Regions from separate parts of the Mus musculus genome. Here region 2 is linked to region 1. A link is a loop called in an ENCODE intact Hi-C map of the cell type or tissue named here. Cell type or tissue: heart. All regions are shown on one strand.

Region 1 (8,000 bases):
CTGTGTAGTTGCATGAAGCAAATCCACAGCCTTCTGCAGCCTGTGGTCTAGGAGCCCCGGCAAACCTGGGTGGTAAAGGTCTGTATTATGACCCGGGGCCAGTTACTTAACTCTGCAGCCTGGAACTCCTTATCTGTTAGGGTTTCTTATCTGCCCCAGGGAGGAGCTTTTGTTTGGAGACCTTTTGTCTCTTGGTGCTCTGTGGGTGTGAGTGTTGACCTTTGGAGGTGGAGAGACTCAGGTTTGTAGGAAAGGCAGGGCGATGCTTTCTCCATGGTCTCTAGAGGAATCCAAGCCAACTCGCTCAGGGAACCGTCAGGCCCTGGGGCAGTGGTGGCTCTCAAGCTTAGCAAAGGGCCTTCCTTAGGGCCAGTTCCGTGATAGCCTGGCTGCTAGAAGGTCTGGAGAAAGGCCCGCCAATCCCAGGGAGTCAGAGATGAAGGTGTAACTTCTAGAAGGGTTCTTGGAGATAGGGGAAGTGGACTGGAACACTGAAGGTCTAGTAAAATCAGGTAGGTGAATGGTTAGGGAGGCCACCCCCCTCTGGAACAGAGCAGTGGCAAGGCTCTGACTGAAGGAAGAGAGGGCTGCAGAGATGAACTACGCCCCCCACCCCACCCCACTCCCCGCGCAAGGCGGGTGGGGTTGCTTCAGAACCAGGAGGGACTTGCAGGGTTTAAAAGGTTACGGTAAGCTGCAGTGTGGGACACTAGTGTCTTAGTAAGGGCGGCAGTCTTAATGGAAGCAGAGGATTGGCAAGGTAAGGGTGAGCAAGCTTTGCTCCTCTTCGCTGTCCTTGGCTCTTTGCTTAGTCGAAAGGACCGGGTCCCGGGCCAGAGGGTCACTGAGAGAAAATAGACCCAAGCCTCTTTCTGTTTCTTTCAGAGGGTCTTCCTGGTTCAGGTGTTTTAGAATTTATAGGATTAGATGAGAGGGCTTTCCAGTGCTGAAGATGGAGAACCGTTACCCCTCCAAACACACCCACCCACCTACCCACCCACGCACGCGCGCGCGCGCGCGCGCACACACACACACACACACACACACACGCGTATACACACCACCTCCGCGGCTTTTGGCAGCAGCCTCTTCAACCCATGACCTCATGCTTTAAGCTTCCATATAGTTTTTCTCCCGCCCTGTCCACACCCGGAGCCCAAGTGGGGGTGGGATGGGTCAGGGACAGTGGCTTATCTCGCGCCAGATTTGAGGAGAAAAGGGCACACGATTCCTCCACACAGGGGAGGGAAAGGATGGTGTAACTTTTCCTCGTGGGGAAAAAAAAAACCCTCGTTGTCCTACAGATCCTCCAACACTGAAGTCTAGATCTCCGCGCCGGGTGGCTGTTTTAGTTGAACTATCTTTGGTGCACGTTTCCTCAGACTAGAAAAGAAGTACGGAGATGGTTGGAGATGCCGGGGATGTTGGCCTAAGGTCGTGGCACCTGGACTGATCTGCAGTCCCAGGACGAGGTCTTGTTCAGATCCCTTTCCATTTCCGAGGCCAGCCAGCGGCCCCCCCCCCCCCCCCCGCCCCAGGGGGGATCGAACCCTTGGCTAGCCTGCCAGCCGGCGCCCTGCCCCCTTGCTCGCAGCTGCTCTCCGTTTGGGTGCAGCGGTTTTCCCCCGCAGAGCAGGAGGAGGAGACAAACCCAAGGAGGGGGAGCGACTTCAGGGCTCGGGTTTCTGCAACCAATGCCGAGCAGCCCCGGGCGGCCCCCCGGCGGCGGGCCCTCCTCCCCGGCACCACGTTCCACAGTCATGGCGCACGGCGAGGGGCGGACGCAGGGCCGCACCCGCGCCCCCTCCTCTCCTCCCTCCCTCCTGCCCGCCTCTCTCCTAGGCAACATCCCTCCCAGACCCAGCGGAGATGGAGACCGCTCCCCGCCCCCAAGGGGCAGAGGATGGAGGCGCGAGCTTCTCCAGAACCCTCAGATCCCTTCCTGGGAGCACCCCCAGGCCCTAGAAAGACCGGGGGATGCGGTGGTGTTGGTGAGGGTTCGAGGCACAGTCCTTTTTGCAGCCTGCCTGGATCTTGGTATCTTTGCAAATCCTTAAATAAACAACAATAAAAATCTCCCAGCCCGAGTCGTTAGATTTGCAACGCGCCTTTTACAATAACCGCGACTGCGACGCAGGAAGCAATCCTGCAATGGGTCCGGAGTGGGAAGGCGGCAGCTTCCCGGCCACCAAGCTGCTCTCCCACCCCTCCCACTCCAAGGGGGCCTCGAGTCCCCCACCCCCTCCGGGGATCCGAGTCTCTGCTACACTCCGGGGACTGACAGGTCCTAGGCTCGTGGTCCCATCCTCTCCAGTTCAGAGACTCGCCAGCTTACAAAAGGTGCAAGCTCACGTATACACTACGCGGAGCGCGGAAAAGAAGAAAAAAAAAAAGTCGTCCGTGCACCGGCTAGGGGAAGGCTGCGAACAATGCACCGGGCGGCCCGCGCCTGCCGGAGCGCGGCGCCCCGGGGGACAGGGGCGGCGGGCGGGGGCCGCGGCGGAGAACCCGCCGCGCTGGACACCTTACTTCCTGCTTCCCCGCCCGCCGCCAGCCCCAGCTCTGCGGAGGGATATCTCTCCCCTCCTCTGTCCCTCTCCCTCTTTTACCCGCCTGTCTGCCCCCCTTTTCTGACCCCCCCCCCCACTCCACCCCGCCTTTCTCCTTTTGCAAGAAAATAATTTGACAGTCGATTTGCTGACAGGGGAGGAATTTGCATCCTGGATTTAAAAAAAAAAAAAAAAAAAGGCCGAGAGGAGCTTAGGAACGGTTGCTAGGGGTGGGTGATGGGTGAAAAGGGGTGGGTTGGGGTGCTGGGGAGCGGATCCGGAGGGCTCGGGGAGGGGGCCATGCAAAAAGGTAAGGCCAGGTTAGCGCTGCTCGGCCCTGAGTGGGCTGCGGCCGGGGGAGGGGCGAGAGATACATATGTATTTCTGTCTCCCCAGCACACCCCCTTCCCTCTATGCGATGGCTGAGAGGCGGTGCATGCAGATGGGGAGTAAGTTTCCTGGAGGGGAGGAGGGTGGATGCACGCGCGCAGCCCGGCGCTGCAAATTTCCACCGGGGAGGGAGAGAGTGGCTGGATGCGGAGAGTTTGGAGTTGGAGGGCAAGGAAGGGAGCAGGGCCTGGGGGAGGGGGGAAAGAGGGGTGCTATTGGTGCTGTATCTGGGAGTAAGTTTCCAAGGACGAGAGAGCCTGCACGCTTGCTTGCTAGCTAGTAAGTTTCTGGCCGGGGAGGGCGCGTGAGGAGGAGGGGGGTGTGCATGTATATAGAAGGGGGGAGGGGGGAGCAGATTTCCTGCGGGGAGGTTGAATACATATGGAGAGGAGATTTCCTGGAGGGAGGGTTGAGGCGTAGACCGGACCGAGTAAGTTTCTTGCTGGGGTGGTGGCTGAAGGTGGTGAGTTGGTGCTTTAGAAAGCCCTGAGCTTCCCACCCGGGACTCAGGGGGGAGGGGGCCGTGCTGTGGGAGGGAGGGGCGAGGGGCCAGGTTCCCTGCTTGGGGAGAGGGGCTTGCATCTGGGGAGTATGTTTCCTGGCGGAGCGATATTTGTTTACAGGCTGAGGGCAGTACTGTAAATGAGTAGCTGCGAGAAGGCGGCTGACATAAATTAATATTGAAATTATTCCATCAGCTCGGCTCGCCCCCCATCTCACCCCCCCAAGTGGAGATTGGTCGTCTTGTCGGATTGCCCAGGCACTTGTTGCCGAAACAGCCAAGGTAGGCGAAAAGCTTATTAAGTTTCATTTAAAAAAAAATAGTTGGGAGGAGGGATGCTCCGTAAGAAGATGGGGGTGGAGTGTGGAGGGAAGCCTGCGGGGGACACAGAAAGACAAGTCTCCCGAGGCCTCTTTACTTTCAGTACGTTAGCAGGGCCTTTTCCCTGCTCGCCTTCTTCCCTGTTCCCTCTCCGGGCTCATAGCATCCCAGCAAAGGGGGAGGGGTGAGGTGGGCGGTGTAACTGGCAAACCCCAGCTTAAAGGGTGTCGGTGGTGGGTTTGAAATTGAAGGTTGGTATATTATAAAGCCTCCATTCTTCCAGCCAAGAAACCGCAGGACCCTAGGGATGTGTCTTTTGGGGTTTTTGACATGATACATATGTGTATATATGGGAGTCTGCGGGCTCTGTGGGGGCTGGGTAGTCCCCAGAAGTAAGTGTGGCCACCCAGGTGGGAGAAGTGTATAAGCAGGCGAACTTGCCTCTTCACTCCCCAACTTCAGTCTGTGAGTCTGGGAAGTTACTGCTGGTGGGCTGAAGAAGCAGAAATTACAAACCAAAGCACGGTTTTACCCACGGAGGCAGGCTGACAGCACCTGGTAGGCAGCCTCTGGCCAGCGCCTGGCTGGAGCTTGCAGCCCGCCATCCTTGGGTTAAAGAAGAAAAAAAAATATGCCTTGGGGTTCCGGGCAGGTTAGAGTCAGCTTGCTGTCAAACTCCTCAGACAAATGTTGCTTTGGTAAGTGAAGTGTTTGTGTTGTAGTCAGTGCTTGGTCTTTCGTGGTCCTGGACTGTCTTGCTAAGTGTGTGGAAGTCATGCTTCAACATGACCAGTTCAGGCATGGCCCAAGACGTCAGCAGAGCATGCCTGGGAGAAGCAGTTTCCTTGGCCTTTTCCTCAGGCAGCCGAGGTGATTTAAAAAAAAAAAAGAAGAAGAAGAAGAAAAATAGAAAGAAAGAAAGAAAGAAAGAAAGAAAGAAAGAAAGAAAGAAAGAAAGAAAGGAGTTTTACATTGTCCCAGGCAGTGACAATCGTTTGCTTGCACCCTCGGTACTTCTCATTCAAGGAGTTCTGTGGGGAAGTGTGCTTTGTAGCCCACTCCGACAAGATGCTTGGAGGAGCCAGCACTTAGCTAGTTAAACCAGCAGTCTTTGCCTCTCCTTGCTCGCTTTCTTGGCTCGCAGCCTACTGGGTTCTGCAGATCCTTTAACTTTGATGGGTGCTGGTGTGGGGAGTTGAACTTGGCCAGGAGAATTTGAGCACCAGGGGGTCTGGCCAGGAACTGGTTAGTAGGGATATGGCATAACCACCCAACACCGAGGTTAACTAAAGTCGGTTAAGCTTTCCTGAGTTCTGTAAACAGGTTTTGAGTTTAGAAAGGGAAAATGGGTTAAAAAACAAAACAAAATAATAACACCACCACCACCACCACCACCCCCTTATGTTACTGATAAACAGTCCGTTTTTCCTTCTCTCCTTCCTCCCATCAGGCTTCAGGATCAAGGGATTAATATTTGGCAGATTGAGAGTTGAGTTAGTTCGAAATCTTAGTGCCACCTATCACATGTTCCCAACTAGGCATTAGCTAAACAAATTAGCTGTTATCTTTAACTGGGCTATTGGCTGAGTCTGATTGGGTGTATACGCTCAGAGAGTAAATAAGAATTCCTCATGTGTGTTTATTCCAGGGTGGAATTATTTACATGTCTAACCTGGGAGCCAAGAATGGGTTTTTTTTCCCCCTCTTAACATTTATTTTATTGTCTCGCTTTTGGCCATTAATCAAGTCACAGTAGCGCCCCCCCCCTCCGCCATTCAACTGAGAATGTTCTCGTGGTAATAAAGGCTTGAAGGCCCAAGAATCATAATTCATTCTTTTTATAATATTGTGACAATTGTCAGGATTTGATTTACAGGAATTGATACCCGGAGTGACACACCCCTTTGGGCCCCGCCCTTTCAGGCATGTCCATTTTCGCCAACTGATTGTTTAGAAGCTAGCCTGACATGTTGGGGGGGGGGGAGAGGAGGAGGGAGGGAAGGCGCCTTTGCCTTATGCATTATAGGCACAGAGAAGATTAATTTTGTAGGTTCCAGAATGAACGTGGGTCTTTTCACAGCTTGGTAAGCAGGCATCCACGTAGCAGGCATGTGCTAATATCAGAGAGCATTGACAGAAGCTTACTGTGGAAATAGTCAGTCTAGCAGCTGTGCAGAGAGCACTCTGTTAACCGGCCTGTGCCTGTGCTATTTGTTGAGTTCAGAGTTTAAATTATAAAGAGGGGAGAGAGGAGAGGGTGTTGTGTTCCGTGCCTCGTATATTAAAATGTGCAGACACGGAAAACAAAGCTTATTTAGAATTTTCTCTTTCTTTTTTGATGTATGGGTTTATCGTAAGAACACAAAGTATTGTTTTTCTCTCCCTAGGCAGGGTGGGGTGGTGCATAGAAGAATTTGCCAAGAGGCTGATAGGGTGAGAAGAGCTAAAATTGTTTATATTTAGTAGTTGGTTTGAGTTTGTGGGCATTTGTAACGTGACAGAACTTCTAAGGTGGCTGTATGCTCAAGGCAGGCCAAGGTGAATCTGAAAATGGATAGGGTACCAATTTTTAGCCGGTTCTGCATATGGGGGTTATTGTTATTATTTTTTTTTTAAAGGATAGCTCTTTGGGTTCCAGCTTTATTCTAGAGTCACGTGGAGTGAGAACCCAGAGCTCTTGACACTGTCTTCCTGGGCCAACGGCCAAATTGCTTCATGGACTCAGGGCGAGTTGATTAACTTCTGTTTTTTGTCTTCTCCTGGAGAAATGGATTTGTACGTTGGCATTCCACAAAGGCGCTTGAGCGGCCTGGCAACTGTGCCAACATGTAAAAGCCATTACTTAGGAAAGCCTGCTGTTGGTGTAGAGTCCCTCATTCATTTACATCTTATGGATTTTTTTAAAAATACTTTTAATTGTGTTTTTGTTCGTGAGTCTGCATGTGGGTATGTACACATGTGAGTGCAGATTCCTGCTGAGGCCAGAGGCGTGGGGTCTCCTGGAGCTGCAGTTATAGGCAGTGGTGACCCTCCTAGTGGGTGCTGGGAATGAAGTTCCGGTAGTCTGCCAGGAGCAAGCAGTTAAGTGCCCTTCACTACTGCTGAGCCACCTCTCCAGCCCTGTTGTAGATTTATTAAAAAAAAAAATCCTAATTATACGTGCTGCTGTAGAGGGAGCTTGTACTTTCAGGCACCCAAAATAATTTCAGTTCATCTTCGAAGTTTCCTCTCCAGCCAGCTGGCTGGATGATCTAATGCTGAGTCAAGCTTGAGGTTAGTTAAGCTGTTGTTCCCGGGCAGCAGGTAGCTTTGGGGAGGCGAAGTGGACCCTCAAAGCTTAGTGTGAACTTGCCTGATGAGCTCACATGTGGGCTATTGCAATTCGTGCGAGTGGTGATAGGGTCCTTACTGACTGACGGTGTATGGTGACTTCCGGGACCTGGACTGCCACTCTGGGCTTTTCGGGAGAAAGCTCTAGATGGTTTTATTGACTTTGGATATTGACCCAGAAAAAATAAGGATCCAGACAGGTGCTCCAGACCTGCCCTGGAGCCACACATTTCTGAACTCACGAAACTGTGTGGCTGAAACAGGGAAGAGGGCTGGAGTCCTCAGAGATCTTGTGGGAAGGCTACAATCTTAAAGGATCTTGTGGGTTAACCGTATTTTTAGATTTTCATATTGGAGAGTAACTGGTGAGGTTAAAATATAGTTGAGATTTTTCTCTTTATCCCCACCCTGTCCGGAAAGGGACTAAAACCCGCCGGATTGCAGTTACTGGTATGCTTATCCACTGATGGATATGGGCGTGCGTGCCTGCGTATATGCGTGCGTGCTTGCGCGCATGCGTGTGTGCATACGCAAGCCAGATGTCAGTGTTGCCTGTTTCCTCCTCAGGTGCCCTGTCACCTTATTTAACTTATTTATTCATTTGACTTTTATTTGTGTATATGTGTACCCCTGCGCATGCGTGGCGGTCTAGGGTAGCTTGTGGGAGCTGATTCTCTGCTTCCACTTTGTGGGTTCTGGAGGTCAAACTTAGGTTGACAGTCTCTGTGGCATATGCCCTTACCATGTGTCCCCACCTGTCCCAGGCCTCGGTCCGGCCCTTTTCACTTTAAATTTTGAAACGGAATTTCTCACTGAATCCGGAGCTCATTCATTCAGTGGCTGGCCAGTGAACTCCGGGACCCCATCCTCCTGTCTCTGCCTCCTTGTGCTCCACTATAGCCCCATGC
Region 2 (8,000 bases), 83 kb after region 1:
TCTGAGCAGCAGAGGTGGGCTCAGACCAACCACGTTGACTCCTAAGTATTTCCACTCACCACCTTTGGGACCCATTCCTGCATCTTGGTCCCCACCCATCCTGTGGCTATGGCTTGTATCTGCCAGCCCACGGCTTGGGGTAGTCTTCCCACTTCCTTTCTGTCTGACCTAGTTGAACCTAGTTTTTCAAGATCCAAGTCAGATCTCACTTCCTCCATGAGACTGTCTCCAACCACTCCCCCCTCCACAGCTCTTCCTGGGCAGTCAATGGCAGGTGACTCTCTGCTGTGCCCCCAGGGTGTCACCTGACTATTCAGAAAGCAGGCTTCTTGAGGACCTGGTAAGAGGCCGTGCATCTGGGTTGATTATGGTCTCTGTGCTAGCTCTCGACGTTGAGAAGTTCAGCATCCCAGTAGTCTTGATTTGATAACTGGCAGATGTCTGGTTTTGGAGCTCACGGAGTGACGCGGGTCACGTGCGGTGACTATGTGTTACCCGGGGAGGATTTGGCCTATCTCCATGTGATGTTGCTTAATTTCATTTCTTTTTTCTCTATTCCTATTTTCCACCCACCCCGTTTGCTTAGATCCTCTTTAGATGCTAGAAGGATGCTGGAACTGCAGAAAACTGGTCACAGCCGGCGGGAGCTGAGTCTTTTTACTTGGGTTCCTCCTGCCATGCCCAGATGGAATTTGACATTTCTAAGTGTCTTGGGGTTCTTTCTGCCTGGCACTGTGTATGCCACAGTGTTCTTCCTCTTAAGAGGTGTGACCTGAGAACCTTGTATCTCCCTGCCAGCATGCCATACTCTGTGATTCCCCTGGCCTTAAACTCTCAACTCGCTTCCTGCTACCTGGAATATTCATTCATTTTTCTTCTTTGCCTCAAGAGACATTAGGGAGTGATGGGGAGATGGAGGGTGAGGGAATCCATGGTCTATCCCTTATGATCCTAAGATTTTTCTAGGCTCCCGACATCCAAGCTGTAAGTTTGCCTGTTAAGTGGAGTGTATGTGGTCAACCTAGACTTGTCATGCTAAGAGGCAGCACGGTAACAAAGATGGAGACCAGAGGAGACACACAGGAGAGGACATGGCTTGTGTGGTCCCTGTACTGGGCATGTCACTCATGCTGAGATATCTTTTCCACATCTGTTCTTGGGGACCCACCATGGTTCAGGGATGAATTGGCGTCCAAGACTCAGGGCGCAGAAGCCAAGAGGGCCTGATGGGAGAGTCATCCATTTGTTAATAAGGGTGTGGTTCCGCAGTGCATGCTGGGACCTGGCCTGGCGTGTGCCGCTCATTATATACTCATCCTGGACCTACTCTGGTGCTTGTCTTTGGGTCTGAACTGTCATGATTCTTAGACACAAGCTATCAGAAGTAATAAAGTTTACAAAGAAAGGGGGGAAGGTCAGTTCGTGCCACCTGTGACCCACACAGTGTCATTTACATTTTGAACTAGCATATACACTTCCTGCGCAGATTTTCTGCATTTACAAAGCAGTGTATTTATTGTATAAGCCGTGCCTCTATGTCTGTGGCCTTTTAGTTATTTAATTAAAATTCTGTGTTTGTGTGTACCAGCAAACACATGTCACAGTCCGTGTGTGGAGTTCAAACAGCTTGCAGGAGTTGATTGTACCTTTTGGGTCCCAGGGACCAAACTTGTGTTGTCAGGCGTCACAGCAACTACCTCTGCCACCAGCAGCAGCTCTCTGGTTTTTATCCACGAAAACCAACCAAACAAACAAAACAACTTGTTGGCTCTGAGTCTAAGCTGGAATGTAAAAAGTGCCCTGCCTCGGCCCTCTACCCCATAATACTGTGCCTCAAAGATGGTTCCCCATTTACTGTTACCAGGTTGCCCTCGGTTAGGGAGACATGGAGTAAGGCAAATTGAAAAGCTTAGGACGAAGAGTGAGGTTGGGAATGTTGTCTCTTGTAACCTCATTGTGTAGATGTCAAATGCAGGCTGTATGAAGGGGTCAGAGGGACTGGGAAGCAGTTTGTGGGCATAGAAGGAACTTTCAGAAAAGTTGTGTGTGTGTGGAAGGAGGGAAAGGAGGCATGGAGACTTTCTGAGCCTGGCACTGTTAGGAGAAGCAGGGGCGGATTTGAGCAAGATGGTGGTCGGAGGAGGGGGTCATCTGTAGACTTCCTTCTTGGGTGGGGATGGGGGTGGGGGCGGGTGGGGTAGCAGAAGGTAAGTGAGTCACAGGCTCAGGAAGTGGTCGTAGTAATTGCTAGATAAGTGTAAAATGCTCCACGAAGAAAGCCCAGCAACTCTGTGGTAACCCCACTTACATTTAAGTCAAGTCTGTGAATGTCAGAGCCCGGAACAGGGCTGGCCTGAGAGTTTTTTATATCAAATTTGGTTTTGATTTTGTCTTTGGTACCACTTTGGACTTTTCCTTAACTTTTTAACTTTCATGGTTTTTGTTTCAGGTGCACACGTATGTATGTGTGTACACGTCAGTATGCATGCATGCACATGTGTATGTGTGTAAGTATTTTTGTGGTTCTGGGGGTAGAGCCTTGTGTATTCTAGGCAAGGGTTCTATACCTGTGCCACATCCCTAGCTTCCCTTAATTTTTTTTTTAAGATATTTTATTTACTTACTTTAAAGGTTTGTGTGTCTTACTTTATCACATCCCTAGCTTCCCTTAATTATTTTTTTAGATCTTTTATTTACTTACTTTAAAGGTTTGTCTGTCTTACTTTACATGTATAAGTGCTTTGCCTGTGCACTATGTTTGGGTCTGGTGCCCCTCGAGGCCAGAAGAGGGGATCGGATTCCCTAGAACTGGAGTTGTGGATGGTTGTGAGCTGTAGTTGTGCCTAGTGCATGCTGGGAGCCAAATCTCCATCCTCTCCAAGAGCAGCAAGTGCAAGCAGCAGCGCCCAGAACTCAGCTTTTAAATTTACTTTAATTTTTTTAATGTATGTGAACACATGCACGTATAATATGTATGTGGAGATCAGAGGACAACCATGGGTTCTGGTCCCTAGGCTCCTACTGTTTTTCTTTCTTTTTTTTTCTTTAGCTAGTGTCTCTGACTGACCTGGAGTTTCACTACGTAGGCCAGACTAGATGGTCCTCGACTGTCTAGCAATCCTCCCTTAACCTCCCATCCTGCCGTACCTGAGACTGCAGTATCTGCCACCACGCCCAGCTTTTTACACAGGTTCTGCCGAACCTAAGCCCTCACACTTGCAAGACAAGTGTGTTACAGACTGAACTATCTCCCATCACAGTTTTAAGAAAAATCTGTATTTGAATAATCCTCAATTGTGATTATACATTAAAATCCTGGAAAACTAGAAAAATAAACATTAAAAAAAAAAAAAGACCCAATCTTGCTGCCAGGTTCCTCACCCCAAGCCAAATGTATATGATAGACGCTGGGCACGGAAGCTAGGAACTCGGAAAATACAACCACATAGAGCCAGTGTTGAGAACCTCTGAATTCTGGGCCATCTTAACGATTCATTTGACTTGGACTTCCCAGGAGCTCGTGAGGTAGGTAATCTGAAATGTTCTATAATCTTGTTCCTCTTGAATACCACGAGCAAACATAAACATCTGAATGCCAAGAGGTCTCCTTGGCTAAAAAGACATATTTTAATTTATTTCCATGTACTGTGTGCAGTCTCTGGGTAGGCATGCACTTGACCTGTGGAGGCCAGAAGAGGGTGTCAGGCTCCCTAGGAGGGGCAGTTATAGGTCATCGACAAAGTTCTGGTCCTCTGAGAGCAGCATTTGCTCTTAACCATCTCTCCAGACCCTGAGATCTTTTTTTTTTAATGAAAAAAAAAACATTGTCACTCTCATTAGGCTCGTGGTCTAACGCCCAAAGCCTTCGTTAATAACTCAGAACCCTCTCTGTAGAACCAGATGAGATTTTGACCCCATTGAAAGCATGGGTTTGAATCTTTTTTTTTTTTAACTGACTTACTTTCTTTTCTTTATTGTTGTGGTGTCTGTGTGAGGGTCTGTGTGAGGGTTTCGAATCCCCTAGAACTGGAGTTACAGACAGCCGTGAGCTGTTTTGTGGGTGCTGGGAATTGAACCTGTGTCCTCCGGAAGAGTCGCTGGTGCTATTAACCACGGAGCCATCTCTCCAGCCCAAATCTTTAATTTTTGTATTGCTGTGTTGCAAAAACTTAATGGGCTGGAGGCCTGGGGCCGTCTTTATCTGCAATGAAAACCTAAGACATTGAGAGTGGAGATGTTACTGGCAGTGTTTTTGCTAGAAGAATTGTGTGCCCCGTCACTTCCAAACTAGCATGGTCAGAGCGGGGAGGCGGATCTGATAGCAGGTCTGCGGGAGTGGGAGGTGTTTAAAGACTTTGGTACTTCTTTGTCTTTATCTTGAAGTTTTTGGTTTTGCCTCTTCCTAAATGAGTCATTATTTAAAAAAAAAAAAAAAAGGAACCTAACTTGGGGAGGGAGTGGAGGAGCCACTGTAGGGGGTAGTGACTGGAAGCCTTGGCAGAGCCTGCAGTCAGGTGACTGTGTATGGGCTACCCTGCCTCTGCAGAGCACTGGGATTCTAGTCGAGTGCCTGCTGCCACACCCAGTTTATTTGGTGCTGGGGATGGAACCCAGGGCTTTGGGCAGGAGAGTCAAGCATTCCTACAACTGGGCTAATCCCCAGCCTCTGCCCGCATTCTTTCTATGTTTCTCATAAACTTCCTGTTTGGATCTGTATGAGGCCACCAGGCATCCTTGGGTCTCACAAAGGTCTGGAGCTTCTCCAGGACCTGGCCTGGGCTAGCCTGGGTGTCTCCCCCTCTCTACCTCCTCTCCTCCTTTGCAAGCCTCGCCGGGAAGCGCTCTGTGGCTTCTGCACTTGTGTCTATGAGTGATTGCGAAGAGAGGATGGAGGGCTGGGAGGGGGAGGGGAGCGGCGCGAAGTGGGTCCCTTATGTAATGCCAGGCTCCGTGAAGGATGTATTTATATACTTCTTGTTTTATTTAGGCCTTACGTTCACTCATGCAGAACCCCAGATCAAAGCAGCTAGGCTCGCAGCCAGAGGTTGAAGCAGCTGGGCAGCCGGGCTGGCCTTGCATCCACCCCAAGCCTTGATTCCTGAGTTCCTGCTACTTCAACCGAGTCAGGGGGAGCAAGCCACCCCTTGGCTGGCTTGGGTAGATCTTGATTCTTTCCAGGCACCTTAGTAGACAGTATTTCCTTGACTACCTTCATATTCTCTCTGGTTGGGGGCTGGCGTTGTTTGTGTGGGAGGGTTTGATGGTTTTTCAGTACTTGGCCGATTTTCCTAGCTCCCAGGCCTTCTCCCCTTGAAGCCCTCGGGATCCCAGCTTGCTTGCCTGGTGGCCCGTGCAGACTGAAGTGAAGTTGCGTGCATCTGATATCCAGGATGTGGGGCGATCTTCCAGCCCAGGGGCACCTGGCATCGACTCTTCTGGCGACCATCAGCTCCTCTCAGCTAGCGGGCTCACGTGGAAAGTGCTTCCTTTGAAGAAGGCCTGAGATGGGACATGGGCGTGTCTTGGGACACACGTGAGCAGGCAGCTGAAGAAGAATGCTGGGGCTTTAAGACTGGGGCAAACCCATCAAGGCAGAGAGAGGACAGTCTAAATCTGCCTCCTCCTTCTTTTCTTTCTTTGTGAGATGGCTGCTAGCAAGTGACAGGCTGCACGGCTTCCTGAAGGGGGAAAGCAGATAGATGTACCTGGTCCTAGAAGGCCACTGTCTTGTGAGGCCCTGAGAGGACCAGAGAGGGCTCAGGAAACCAATGGATTGGAGTTCTTACTCAGCAGGGCCTCAGGTGAAGTCCAGGAAAGACAGAACACCATGAAGTAAAATGCTCACTCTTGGGTCCTGAACAAGGCATTTGGGAGGGGTGGGGAGTGGTATTAAGGATTAGATGGAGCAAAAGGGCCTCCCAGAAACAAGGCCTAAACAAGACTCCGGTGTCATTTGCAAAGGAGGGATGGCTGTGGAGTTTTGATTTTTTTTTTGGGGGGGGGGGGATGGTAAGCCAACCAAGCCAGGTGAATAAAGAGTAGGATAGTTAAAATAATGCCAGGTGAAGTTTTACCTGGATGTGTGCATAGTAAAAGGGAAGGTTGGCGGGTAAGCTTGGCGATGTGTATCATGTCGTACTGTTTTCCGTGGACATGTGGTGTGTGTGTACGTTATGATTCCCAGAAGCTACTTACTTAAAGCCAGACGAGGTGGTACACACCTGTCATCGATCCCAGCACGCCCTTAGTGGGACGAGAGGCAGGGACAGACAAATCCTCAGACGATCCCAGCCCAGCTCAACTGCCGTTCTATCAACAGCATAGAAAGTGAAGGCTGACACCTGAGGTTGTCTTCTGAACGGCACACGAGTGTCCTGGCACCAGCACTCACTCACACACACACACACACACACACACACACACACACACACACACACACACACACAGATCCAAAGGCAGGTCGCTCTCTCCCCAGCCCCAATCATGTTGATTTTTTTTTTTTTTTTTTTTGGTTTTTCGAGACAGGGTTTCTCTGTGTAGCCCTGGCTGTCCTTGAACTCACTCAGTAGACCAGGCTGGCCTCGAACTCAGAAATCCGCCTGCCTCTGCTCCCGAGTGCTGGGATTAAAAGGCATGTGCCACCATGCCCGGCTACATTGAATTTTAAGAATGAAAATGCTGAGGGCTTAAACCAGGAAGGTTTAAATCCAGTGGGGGTTCATCAACTGCCTAAAAGACTCTAAGCAAGTTACTTTAAAACTCATTTTTGCCCTCTGTGAAAAATGCTTCATAGGACACTTGTGTGAAGACTTCAACTTCTGACAGACCCAGCTCTTAGGTAGATATTTTAAAAACAAACAAACAAAAAATACGTGTGTTATCTCTTATAATAGCGTCATGGCTTTTGTAAGCAGCTGGAACCAGGGACTGGGACGTGAGACTTTCCTGTCAGAATCTTGGAGAAGTGCAGTTTCCTGGCCTGACAGATGCTGTCTGCAGCCCCTCCCATTTTATTTGTGGAGCACTGACGGTCGACCCGACCTGCTCAGAACCCCATAGCAGTACAAGTCACATCCCTATCAAACCAAAACCATCGTTTCTGGCTGAAACCGGGCCGGAGAGTTGCAGGGCCAGAGTCTCTCTCCAGTTAGGGACAGGGCTATGACAGAAGAAGGCCCGCTTTTAAGGGTAGGCCTGAGCTTGAGGAATACCAGGCTGAGAGGTAGGCCACGTCACCTCCACCTTCAGTGAACTTGCCCTGTCTGCTAACTTCACTTCAGACAGCCTGGCTCCATTGGCTCATAGGAAGCCTGCCAGCCAGGAGCCCCTTGTACCTGTCTTATCGCCTCCTTCTGCACTCTGGTCTCCTACTCTGGGGAGAAATGGCCCTCTTCCTACATAGAACTCTTTCCCATGCACCGATTCCTTGACCTACTATGCGCCTGGAACCTTATCCCGTGCATCTCACAGCAGGCAGGGTTAACTCAGCCCTCGTCTGGACAGGTAGACCAGTATCTCCTGGCTTTGTTCCTTTGCTATTGACCATGAGAGGTGGGTCTGGCCCAGAATAGGCTCTCGGTAGAGTGTGCGGCAGGCAGGTGGCTCCTGCCTTCTGTGGAAACTGTCCCTCCAAGGCCTCCCTCCCTGGGGCCTCTCTGTTGCACACTGATAGAACATCAGTTCTTTTTGTGTGTGTGTGGTTTTTCGAGACAGGGTTTCTCTGTATAGCCCTGGCTGACCTGAAACTCACTCTGTAGACCAGGCTGGCCTCGAACTCAGAAATCCGCCTGCCTCTACCTCCCGAGTACTGGGATTAAAGGCGTGCGCCACTACTTCTTATCATTCTGAAACCCACTACTTTTGACACTGGCAACAACTTCCTTCTTTGTAGTTCTTTTTCTCTTCCTTCCTTTGATCCACGATAAATCTTTCGACTGTTCCCCCCACCCCCACCCCACCCCCGGCACCTACAATGTGCCACGCTCTGTATTTCCACAACA

Evidence for each region. Hi-C counts contacts between places; a loop is a spot of excess contacts. Peaks named below come from ENCODE experiments on the same cell type or tissue, not always from the same donor. Only the 100,000 strongest peaks of a DNase experiment are listed, where the experiment ranks them.
Region 2: it touches region 1 in a loop (4-fold over the local background); 5 of 42 quality-filtered maps call a loop at or near these places.

What each region holds. Positions count from the first base shown.
Region 1 is chr17:47,138,187-47,146,186 of GRCm38, forward strand. It overlaps Gm41589 (a long non-coding RNA gene), which reads right to left and starts at 1,513. Exons shown (of 3, transcript XR_876847.2): 1 at 1,062-1,513. It also overlaps a transcript of Trerf1 not described here. In heart, a CTCF peak has its summit at 1,651; DNase peaks (open chromatin) are centred at 1,755, 2,255, 2,515, 3,005 and 4 weaker places; H3K4me3 peaks cover 4,876 bases; H3K27ac peaks cover 4,705 bases.
Region 2 is chr17:47,221,075-47,229,074 of GRCm38, forward strand. It overlaps a transcript of Trerf1 not described here. Among named protein-coding and RNA genes, the nearest start is that of Trerf1, 5.2 kb to the right of the region's middle. In heart, no CTCF peak of the experiment used is centred here; DNase peaks (open chromatin) are centred at 507 and 4,517; H3K27ac peaks cover 290 bases.